Linked DNA regions of Homo sapiens: region 2 is linked to region 1. Evidence: chromatin loops called from intact Hi-C (ENCODE). Cell type or tissue: endothelial cell of umbilical vein. All regions are shown on one strand. Each heading gives the region's core, and the rest is flanking DNA. Links, peaks and the distances in the headings are about the cores only.

Region 1 (6,010 bases), core at 1,903-4,402:
ACGGAGGCGGAAGTTGCAGTGAGCCCAGATTGCTCCACTGCACTCCAGCCTGGGCAACAGCGTGAGAATATGTCTTTAAAAAAAAAAACCACGCCTTTCCTTCTGTTCCAGCTGCTATCACAAAGAAAAAAGGAAAGAAAGAAAGAAAGAAAGAAGGAAGGAAGGAAGGAAAGAAAGAGGAAGGAAGGAAGGAAAGAAAAGAAAGAAAGAAAAAGAAAAGAAAGAAAAGAAAGGAAAGGAAGGAAAGCAAAGAAAGGAAAGAAGGGAAGGAAGGAAGGAAGGAAAACGCACCTTTCCTTTAACTTCTGCGGCACAGACAATGATATCAAGTCTTGTTTCATTTTCCTCTTCCCAAGCACATGAGAAGACTCCATCCTCGGCCTTCCATGCAGGCATTGTGAGGGCCATGCAATGGGGTTCTGGGCAATGGGATATGACTGGAAGTGATGTTTGCCACTTCCAGGCCTGGTCATAAATCCCCTGCAGGACAGCGTCCACTCCCTCTCTTTTCTGACCACAGTTCCTTGAAGGTGACATGTTCTAGGAGGCACTGCTACAAGATGGAGAGGTGCTGCCCACTCTACATCAGAGTTTGTATTGTGAGCAAGGAGGAAACCCTCACAGTGCTTCACCCCTGAGGTCCCAGGGCTATCTGTGACCACACCATAGCCTTAATTACCCAGACAAATATCACCTCAGACTAAGGGTCTTCATTAACCCTTCAAGAAACCCTGCCCTCAGGTGTTAGGCTTACTCCAAAATCTATATTCTTCCTTCTAGCTATACATTTTACTAAATCTGAATTATTCATCTTAAATAATGCCCCAAAGAGAACAGTGAGACTTTGGCATAATAATGAGTGGTGACTTCGGCACTTTAAGCTCTAGCAAGATAGAGAAAAACATTGGCATTCTATATCCAAACTCTCTATTTTTTTCTCACTTTTATGGATATGTTCACACATAAAGCTCCCACACATAATGCTACCCACAGGTAAATCACACACACACACACACACACACACACACACACACACACACACACCCAAAGAGCTAATAGTCTCAGACCAGGAGTCACAAACATGAACATCTGAAGCGGCCATACAGAAAATGCCAGTATTGAAACAGACTGTGCACAAAGCTATGGAAAACTTGCTGAGCCATGCCTTGTCTGAAGGAAGCAGCTCTTTCCCCGTGTCCCCAGCTGTTACCATGCAAGCTGCAGGTCAGTGTGGCCAGATCTTGCAATCCTTTTAAAAAAATTAATATCTAAGTATCTATAGAAACTCTCCAAAGTTTTACAATGTGGCAACTACGTACTTCAAATAAAAATTTTTTTAAAGCTTTACATGCCAAACACAACTGAGCTGCCTGGTAGGCGTGCCCATGTTATGTGGGCCTACCATTTTGCATCATCTTCCCCAACCGTGTATAATTTATTTAACTCCTGCCCTGTAGATTGCAAGACTGCCTCTCTCACAGGAAAGTGAATACGTAATTATGCAGGGTGGTCCTTTTTCTTCATCACCAATCCTCCCCTATCTGCAAATTCAAATTGCGCCCCCTTGGCCACCGGAAATAAGAATCCAACCCATTGATAAGTCATATACATCTTACGTTTTGACTGTGGCTCCCTTAGCTACACCCAGGCAACCTCCAGCTTCTGATTACCATATGCAAGGACTCCATTAAATTCTTAACCAGCACTGCCCTTGCTGCTGCCTCTCTGAGGCAAGGGAGCACCATTAATGATGATGGCCTCACACCTCTCTCTCTCATCCATACACTCCTGTGAGCAACAGCCTACAAGTGTGAAATAATAGTCAGAAATTAGAACTGTATTTTTGTGCCTGCACAATTTTTCTGAGAACAAGGCTAGCTAGCTTTTAGAAGGATCAAACAGAATTTGAAAATCACCCTACTTTATGTGCCAAGAGCTTTAAGAATATCAAACATTTCTTACCATTTGCAAGCAAATGGGTCAAAAGATTTTTTGGCGATTATCTCCTCCAGAAAAGAGCAGTTTGAAACCAGAGAAAATGGGTGTTACTAAGAAAAAAAAAAACTACTTTAAGAGAACAAGAAAGTCAGTGCCTGAGATATCTCAGAAACTGAGATGGAATAACTTTCTTCTACCACACATGTGAGCTCCAAAGCACAAGAGAGGCTGCATTTCAAGCAGAAAGCTCTTTTCAAAGCACAAATGTTGGAAAAATAGACCAAGACATCAGCGCATTCTAAACACAGCTGTGTTTGTCCACACCTACTCCTGCCAGGTTGTGTTTGATTTAACCTGGCAACCCAGGGTTGAAAGGCTGCCGCATCCAATTATTCAGTCTCCGAGGCTCCTCTTCTCCCAGCATTATTATTGTTGATGTTTGATAGAGTAAATTGACCTATTATTAAATGTTGCAGCCAACAGAGAGGTTTTAATAACCTTTTGGAGTTTTGTATTAAATGTGTTTTTAGAGGGCTGTAATTTGTATTCATCCCAAAAAAAAAAAAAATAGCCACTATTCTGGGTGCCGTGGGCTGCACCTGCCGGGGTGAGTCTTACCACCACTCTGCTGCAGTCTGGGTTTAATGCATGAGTCACAGCTGTCTCTGGGATAATGTATTTATTAGCACTGGGGGGAAAAAAGAAAGGAAAACAGGTTGTAAGATTTGCCAATCAGTTGGGCTCTGCAAGTTGGAGAGTTCAGCAGGCTTTTTTGAGTGTTCTGGGTCACCTAGGAGTGAAGAACCTACAGAAGCTGTCAGGAAAGTATAAAGCCCCAGGTTGTCATCAGGATAATGAGCCGGCGCCCTAGCTGGACTGGTTATCTCAGGCCTGCATCACAGGCAGAGGAAGTTTACAAAAGAGAGCTTAAGGTGCAGTGTCAGCGTGTCCCTAGTTAGGGCCTAAGGGTACAACCGACTGAGCATCAGCATCCGATAGATAACAACAAAAGCCATTATCTCTCTCCCGGCTGGGCTGCCAAGTGGCGGGGCCAGGATTGCCTGGTGTTTGCAGTTTCCATAGCAGCACTGTTTTGTTCTAGCTGGCAAAGTACACGGAGAGGACGGATAAACATTGCAGGAAATGACACGAACAACCCAAGTACTGAGCCTGGGATCTCATGGCAGGCTCTGCCCTTTGTGAGTCAGCGGCGGAGGTGAGGACGGACACATTTCAGGAGGTGGCTGGAAACTAACAGCGCCTTCAAGCACAGCACCTGGCTAAACTCAGCCATCCCTCCAAGGCTAGAGCTCTGGGTCTCTACTCCATTTCCCAGAGCATTGGAAACACATGCAGTGCATTCAGAACGCCGATAAAATGTGGAGAGAGCCCCTGCACAGGCCAAGTGAGGGGTGGGAGTGAGGTGCTGTTATTCTCAGCTGCCCAGAACTCACTGAAGCCCTGGCTCCTCTTCCACCTCAGTGCTGCACGGATACAGAAGGGTCTCTGACATGCTGGTCACTGATTTGGAACGTTATGCCCCATGCCTGTGTGTTTATACCTGCAGGGAGCCAACACCTCCACCCCTTGCACTGGAGACCGCTAGAGAGGGTTTGAAATGGGGGGTGATACATTGTTCAGATCCATTATTTGCTGGGCATACAGCTACTACTCCCTACTAAGACAAAAGAAGACCTGGTCCCAGCCTTATGTATTAATCACGTAGTATGTAATAGGTCTAATTCACTTTAATTTCAGTTTTCATCTATTGGATAGAAACTGAATTAGTTGTCTCAGAATAGGAAGCCGAGTTCTCAGCCAATAAGGAAGCCTAGCAATTTCTTGATATTACAATATCAAAGCACCTCAATGGTGTTTTCAGTGTTAAAGAAATAAATCCTCTAAAGATTCTTCATTATTTTTATGCCATCCTCTATCATCATCGTCTCAAGCTGATACATGGGAAAAATGGGAGGTAACATTAAGTTTTATGTTTGCCAAAACGTCACGAACTCATCCACTAGTCTAGATATTTCTTGTTCCCAACCCTGTGTAAACACAGAGGGTTTAATGCAAATACACTGGCCACCTCCACCCTCCCTGTTCTGGGATGTGGCTGCTATAATATTACTTCTCTTTTATGGATTAAGCTAAATGCACCCTGTGTAACCAAAGTCTTCACTGGCTGAATATCAGTGCCTTTGGACTTTCAGGTTAACGGGACTAAATGTCTTTCTTTTAGATAAGCCAAAAAATATTATGGTCTCAGCTAGACCTAAATGACAAAATTGAAAAGGGTAGGAGAATAAATCTACAATGGAAGGAGTTAAGGAAACTCACATCTTTAAACCTGCACAGTAAACAAAGGGCAAGTGTACTAAGAACCGGTCTTAGCTATGATTTTAAAACCAGATTTCACTGGTCTTTGTTTCTCTAGAATCATAGCCAGTTGCCGGGAACATTGTAAGTACTCATAATTATTTGTTGAATTAACGATCCTCTCAGGGCTCCAGCAGCAGAATGGAAAGAAGCATCTGTAGTGTGGTGGAAAGCACCGGAGACTCAGGCTGCTCAGCCTCTGGCCCACTCCTCCTGAGTCCTGGCAGGGAGCCCAGCCTCCAGGGGCCCTTGGTTTCATGGTCGCTGTCCTGCTGCTACCTGACCGTGCTGGAAACCAAGGTAGGTCAAGCCTTGAGGTGGAAACCAGGCAACAGTTTCTGCCCTTGTTTTCCAGGACTAGGTAAGAACTTACTCTTCCTAGTTATGGGTTAAAAGCAAGAACTCTAAAAACTTATCTCCCTGCAATCTCTCAGGAAATAAATATGTCACCATCCACATCATCTCATGTTCATGGCAGCCCTCTGTTTGACTTTACACAAAGCACTCCCAAGACTGAGCTGGTGGGAGAAAAAAAAAAAAAAAACACATCAAAACAAAGCAGAAAGCCCCTGACATCTAGGTCCTTGTACTTTGATATTAACCATCATTTAAAGAGTACTTAGTAACTGCCATGCACTGTGCTAAGCATGTTACTAACATCTGATTTTTTCTTCACTCCTGTAAATGGACAGAGTTCAGAGAGGTGACATAGCTCGCCCTGGGTCACACAGCTAGCAAGTGATGGAGCTGAAATTGGAATCCAGGTTTGACTGACTCCAAATTCCAGGCACACTCTTTACCATTACAGCAAGCTGTCCCCTCCAGCCTAAGGCAAGAGACAGCACAAGCGCTACATAAATGATAAAGGAGCCTACAGTGTTTCATCCACCACTTCCCAGACAGGCAAGAGGGAAACGCATTTGAAAGGTTCAGAATTTTTTAAAAATTTTTTGAATAGGTAAAACATTTACAGGTTTCAAAAAAATCAAACAGTCTGCAGAGGTTCAGAGTGAAACATCTTATTCCCATCCTGTCCTCCACCAGCTCTCTATACTCTTTATTGGATTTGTAAGGTATCCTTCAGAGTTCCTTTATGCAAATACACGCACATGTGAACATACATATTTTTCCTTCTTGTTTTTCACAAAAGGTAATGCACTCTACATACTGTTCGGCACCTTGGGCTTTTCTTTTTCCATTTGCCATTTAACCAAAGACTTGTCAGTCTTTCCATACCAATGCATAGAGACCTTCCTTTGTTTTTTTTTTCCTTTTTGAGACGAAGTCTCACTCTGTCACCCAGGCTGGAGTGCAGTGGTGCAATCTCGGCTCACGGAAACCTCCACCTCCCAGGTTCAAGCGATTATCCTGCCTCAGCTTCCCGAGTAGCTGGGACTACAGGCACCCGCCACCACGCCAGGCCATTTTTTTGTATTGCAAGAGTATAGTTTAGCATTCCACTGTAATTTATTTAAGCAGTTCCATATTAATGGATAATTGGATTGCTTCTAATCTTTTCCACTAAAAATAATGGTACAATGAATAACTTTGAACATATACCATTTTACATGTGTGCCAGTATATATCTGTATGGTAAAATTCTAAAAGTGGATTGCTAGATCAAAAGATATATGTGTTTGTGGCCAGGTGGGGTGGTTCACACCTGTAATCCCAGCACTTTCAGGGGCCAAGG
Region 2 (6,010 bases), core at 1,306-3,805, 730 kb before region 1:
CAGAGAAAAATCAAACAAAATTACGGAGGACTGTTGCTTTTTGCTACTCACTTTCAAGGCAGCTATAAAGATAAAGAGTTACAATGATCGCAGTTTAAAAGCAGAATTGCCATGCTCCCTGGTAAGACTTAATGGCATTTTTGAGAACCAAATAACCATTATGGGACTACTCCATTGCTGCTAGTTTCACAAATGGCTAACACTAAATTTGGAGGCCTTGGAAATGTTCAAAACATCATTAGAGATAGAAAAATAGCAACAAACTTTAAAATTACATGAACACCAAAAGACATCAATGAAGGATCAAGCATGAAAACCGCTTGTTGAGATGAACTGACAAAGAAATAATACAAAGTACACACGTGCTTGTTAGCAAGAGGAAAGAACTATTAGAGTTGGCTGACTCCAAACAGGAGGAACAAAATGCCTGCTAAAGTGGGATCGAACAATGGCTTTGCTCTTTCATCATGCTCCCTTTCTTCTAGTCTAACTCTAGGACCACCAGCTCTTTCTTCCTCAATTCTCTTAATTTTCTGTGCTGCTCAGGGGTTTTAACTGTCTTGGTTAGTATGGGAGACAGACAGATTTCACAGCGATGAGTGCTAATCTATCCTAAATGTTAGCAATGAATAAAGCAACCCTAATGGTAAATGGTATTTAATAAGATCCCTTTTCCCTCAGAACAGGCTCTATATTTAGTGTCTAGAACACAGAAAACTTAAAAATATTCCACAGAAAGCTAGTGTGATCTGAGAAGAAATAGAGATTAAATACTCAGTTAAGGCAATCAGTGTGCCTGTGTCAGCCATAAAGCACCTCATTTGTATAGTAACATTTCTTTGGGGAAACAAAATCCAGATATAAATATTAGTATAAGATCTAAAGATGCAAAATTCCAATTGAATGCTAATAAAAGGTATTAATAAAACTCTGCTTTAAAGGACTGACTTCTCAATGAGTCTGCACAGCACACTAGAGATTCAATATGCATATCAAGGTTTTTGGTTGTTTGTTTTTTTAGTAACACTGGCATTATTTATTAATAATTTAACCAGAAATCTCCCCAAACTTTTAACTGGAATTTAAAAAATTAATTATGGTAAAGTAAGTAAATTAAAACAAAGAAAAAGTATGAAAGCTATGTTCTAAACTCACCACATTCACCAGCGAGAATAGATCTGCCCTTCTGGCTATATTTGTTACCTACCTATCTCTCTCTCTCTCTCTGTCTCTCTCTCTCCCTCTCTCTCTCTGTCTCTCTCTTTCCCTCTCTCTCTCTCTCTCTCCGCCCCCCCCACTTCCACAAGGGATCCAGTCTAGAAAGAGCATGAACTTAGAAGTCCAGCAGATGTGGGTTCAATTCCTAGTTCTATGGTTTAAAATACATACACTCAAAAATAAATTCTCCATTTTCCTGAGCTCTGGTGTTCTCATCTGGACTTGGGAATAATAGCACCTCACACATCAACCTTGTTGAGGATTGCTTGAGATGATCATGTAGGGGAGAGGACTCAGGAGAGCCTCTGACAGAGAGATATGCTTTCAACACAGGCTATTCATAAGCACCCTTCCTACCTAGTCATCTACTATGTTTTCTCCTCCCCCAGTTTAACTGGTCACCAAGTCTTGCTGATTTTTCCTTTTAGTATGTTTCACTTTCTCTCAGACCCTGCTGATACTGCCTGTCTTCAGAATCCCCCTCAATTCTCATCAGGATTGCTGCAGTAACCACCAAAGTCAATATTCTGTCTTCAGCCCCAACCTATCTTAATCCATCCTCATAACCCCCAGGGTGATTCTCCTAAAATATAAAACTGCCTGAGTTTGACTTTCAGCTATTCTACTTTATATCTGTATGACTTGGAACAAGTGACCTGAATTCTCTCATGCTATAATTCAAAGCCTATTAACTGGGGATAATAATTTTCCTACCTCAGTAGGATATTATATGAATTAAATAAAGTCTTGTTCCTCTCCCTGTGTCCATGTGTCCTCATTGTTCTACTCCCACTCATGAGTGAGGACATGTGCTGTTTGCTTTTCTGTTCCTGTGTTAGTTTGCTGAGAATAATGGCTTCCAGCTTCATCTATGTCCCTGCAAAGGATATTAACTCATTCTTTTTTATGGCTGCATAGTATTCTATCATATTTATGTGCCACATTTTCCTTATCCATTCTATCATTGATGGGCATTTGGGTTGGTTCTAAGTTTTTGCTATTGTAAATAGTGCTGCAATAAACATACGTGTGCATGTGTCTTTATAGTAGAATGATTTATAAACCTTTGGGTATATACCCAGTAATGGGATTACTGGGTCAAATGATATTTCTGGTTCTAGGTTCTTGAAGAATTGCCACACTGTTTTTCCACAATGGTTGAACTAATTTACATTCCCACCATAGCACATGTATACCTATGTAACAAACCTGCACGTTCTGCACGTTTATTCCAGAACTTAAAGTAAAATTTAAAAAAAATTAAATGAAGTCATACATGTGCACTCACATGTGGAAGCTGCTATTGTTCTCTCCATTGTTCTTGTTATTATAATCCTTCATGAGTCACCCTTCCTTTTAAGGTAGCGTACAGTCATAATGTTTAAGGCATTTGCAGGCCACTGCCTAACTCCCCAACAAATCTCGTGTCACTCATCAAGTTACATATTATGATATAAAATCACTAAACTGCATTCAAACTAGAAGGAAAATAATTAGGTTAGTAAAGGATTCAAAGAGAGATTAGGTCGATTAGAGAACTACTGATAAAATTTCATCTAAAACAAAGCTGTTTCTCCTAAGAAGTGATTACAGCAGCCCAAACTAATATCCAAAAGGATTCAACGGCTGTACCCTAAATGTCCTTCCTGCCAAAAAGCAGTTCCAATTAAAATGCCATAATGTTCTCAAATCAATTGTGCCACTTACATTTTTAAATGTTAAGTATATTATGTATGCACACCTTTATGGGTTTTCTACATGGTGTTGCACAATGTCCTGAAAGTATTTAAAATTCTTACCCGACATTATTCTAAACCACCTGGGTTTCTTGTCCCATATAATAAAGAGATAATACGCAGGGACTCCAGTCAGAGTGATGACGAAGCCAATCCCTGTACTAAATGGGTCCGAATAGAGGGAAAGGGCAACCATGAAGAGGCATGTGAAGGAAAACAAAGCTGGGATGAACAGTGGCACCTGGAACACAGAACACAAAAAAGTCACTTCAAACATGTTCAAGCAACAGAAGCTGGGTTTGAGATGAGCGTGTCAGTCATGACATATACTTTAGTGATATGCTGTAGTCATGCGACCAGGTAACAGGCACCAACGTGCCTTAGTAGCAAAATCTCTTTCATGGTGCACAGATAATGTATTAAACGTACTCCCTTAAATGTAATTCAACTTAATTTAAATTGTTTTTAAATCTTTGGCTAGAACAAACTCTAAGGACAAAAATGGATACTTTATTAGAGATGTTCTGTTGGAATTATTTTACTAGTTAAATGCCATGATGATTTATGGTTTTGATTTTAAAAGACTGGCTCTTTGATAATTATGATTAGAACCCACTTTAATGTGGAGTCAAGAGCACCGGCTGCTTGTTACATGTTAAAGTCTTTCAGTGCATATTGATTTTTCTGTTGAGATCCACAATAATAACTGACAGGAATAAAACAAGCCAACTCCTATTCAACCGCTAATAAAGATGCCACCAGCATTAGGCAATGAATATTACTAGAAACAAATCCTGACAACATGACTGACAACCTTATCTATGCCATTTCTTAAAAACAAATAAATCGTGAGGTCAAATCAATCCATGAGTCAAGTCTGAAGAAGATGACAAGCTTTTTCTCCAGTCCTCCAAAAGGGAGATGCTTACTTATGGTAAATGGGTATCAAGTGGTAAATTTGTAGATCTTCTCTTTCCCTGTATATTTTACATTTCTATTCTTTTTGGAGTGTATAATATAGAGAAAGAGCAATGTAACAAGTCACAACATTTAAGTACTTAAAATGCCTATTTTGTAAAGGCAAATTCCTTTTTGGAATTGGCATTAACAAAGTATCTCCCTTACTCCTCCTCACCATGGCTGTCCACAACTCTAGCATAAAGACAGACAGAAGTAGCCCATACTTTGAGTATATCAGGTCATTGAACACATTCATGAAAAATCAACATACCAAACATTCATTCATACAGTCATTTTTCAAAAATTTGACATACAAAGTTCAAGCCCATCACATAAAAAATTGGATCCACTGTTTTTTTTCCAACTTAAAATAAATCCAACAGGAAAGCACTGCCTGCAAGAGTTAAACATTTTTATTCCACAGATGCTGCCCCCAGCCCAACCTCCCCATCAGCAAGTTATGACAAAGGGAGGACTAGGTATTAGGAGAGAGATTTATGTAAACCCATCAAGATTGCTGAGGTTACCTTGAAAGGACGATGCATATCTGGGCATTTGTATCGAAGATAAATCAGCCCAGCAACTGCCAGCCCAATAAAAAGCCACCTGGCAAAACTGAGGAAATTCAAAAGACTGTCGAGGTCTCCAGAGAAGAGCATTATCATTGTCAAAGGGTGCTGAGGGGGGAAAGGGAAGCAAGCTTGGTGAATTCAGTGAAAACACAGATGATTAACAACAAAAACCTCACTATGCATTACGACCTTTTTCAAATAATTATTTATACCGATAAATTATCATCATAGTTAAAACTTGGATTTGACTAATCTCTTTTCTATATTCTGTTGTCATAATCCATTTACACACCAGTAACAGTATGAGAGTGATATGGCCATTATACTTTATTCAAGTGGAATTCTATATGAATGTTGTGTTGTGTTTTTAGTTCCTTTTGCATTTGAGAGAAGATAGTATGTCTTCAAAGAGTAAAAGAAAGGTTACTCAATGACTCAAAATTGAAAGACTCAAAGATTGAGATGATTAGTAAATAACCGATAATGAACAGTAAAAGAGGCCCAATTGGAAGATTTACAGAAAGCTCTGCAAATGCTCTCCGGTGAGCTCTTGGCTATCCACACCCAGGAAACACAGACACTCATAGGTGATTCTGTTGGCTCTTGATTGCAAAACATTGACCTTTTTTCCTCCACATTTACTCTCCTGGTGTGCTTGCCGTGTGTGACCCTCAAGACCACGGAGAAGAATGAAGCGCAGAGATCAGCTTAGCAAGTCTCTGCAGCTGCACATGCCAAGGACAGCATGACTGATAGCAGAGGCTTAAAATGAAAGCCCTCTTCACGGAATAATACATTCTGTTCCCACAAGTGACGTTAACATCCAGATTCTGCACAGAGAGTACACATACTTTAAAAAGAAATTTCAAGGAAACGTTCTGAAACAAATTAAATGCATGAAAAAAAAATGTTCAGTGCATTCTGTGGTGCTCCTGACAACAGACTCCAGTTGAGAGAAATGTTACAAAATCATCAGTAAAAATGAATATAACATTGCCAATGGGTATTTGAGGACTTTTACACCTCATACAGTCTTTTGTAGCTCACATTTCACACTTTGCTCTGCAGAAAGAATTTTACAACTCAAATTTACCTCGTGGTGCTTTTATTTTTATCCTGCAGGATAAAAGACACTTGCTCTCAAATGTCTCAAATGAATCATGGCACTGTCTAGGATTTTATCAATTGTTTCAATAATTTTGTGTGCATTTCATTATAAGGTGCCTAGATGATACATCTGGGTACTTTTTGGACTGTAGCTTTTTGCTCTACTTTCCTTAAGTCATTGGGACTTAATACTCTACATTCTTTTCTGTGAGGTGCTATGTCAATGAGAGGAGCCAAGCCAATCATTTTCCTTAGACCTTACACATTTCTGCAAAGATGAAAGTGAGGTGATGATGATTTTTGCCCCAAAGCATCAAAAAAAATAGGCATCAGAAACATGGAGTAAAGGGAAGAGATGGAAGATATCCTGCCTCCCAAACTCCACCATGACATACATTAGCAATGAATGAGAAAGTA

What was found. A loop is a pair of places that touch in the nucleus more often than their neighbours do. Peaks named below come from ENCODE experiments on the same cell type or tissue, not always from the same donor. Only the 100,000 strongest peaks of a DNase experiment are listed, where the experiment ranks them.
Region 2: a loop joins it to region 1, with 4 times the contacts of the local background. A loop is called at or near these places in 4 of 110 quality-filtered maps.

The regions. Positions count from the first base shown.
Region 1 is chr4:138,908,112-138,914,121 of GRCh38, forward strand. All of the region lies in intron 2 of LOC105377448 (a long non-coding RNA gene), which reads right to left. Among named protein-coding and RNA genes, the nearest start is that of NOCT, 100 kb to the right of the region's middle. RefSeq lists an enhancer at 2,648-3,229. In endothelial cell of umbilical vein, for the core only: no CTCF peak of the experiment used is centred there; a DNase peak (open chromatin) is centred at 3,000; H3K27ac peaks cover 1,785 bases.
Region 2 is chr4:138,176,200-138,182,209 of GRCh38, forward strand. It overlaps SLC7A11 (solute carrier family 7 member 11), which reads right to left. Exons shown (of 12, transcript NM_014331.4): 10 at 4,442-4,591; 11 at 3,018-3,195. SLC7A11-AS1 (SLC7A11 antisense RNA 1) reads left to right here. Exons shown (of 7, transcript NR_038380.1): 7 at 1-1,978. Among named protein-coding and RNA genes, the nearest start is that of LINC00616, 49 kb to the left of the region's middle. In endothelial cell of umbilical vein, for the core only: no CTCF peak of the experiment used is centred there; a DNase peak (open chromatin) is centred at 2,602; H3K27ac peaks cover 1,638 bases.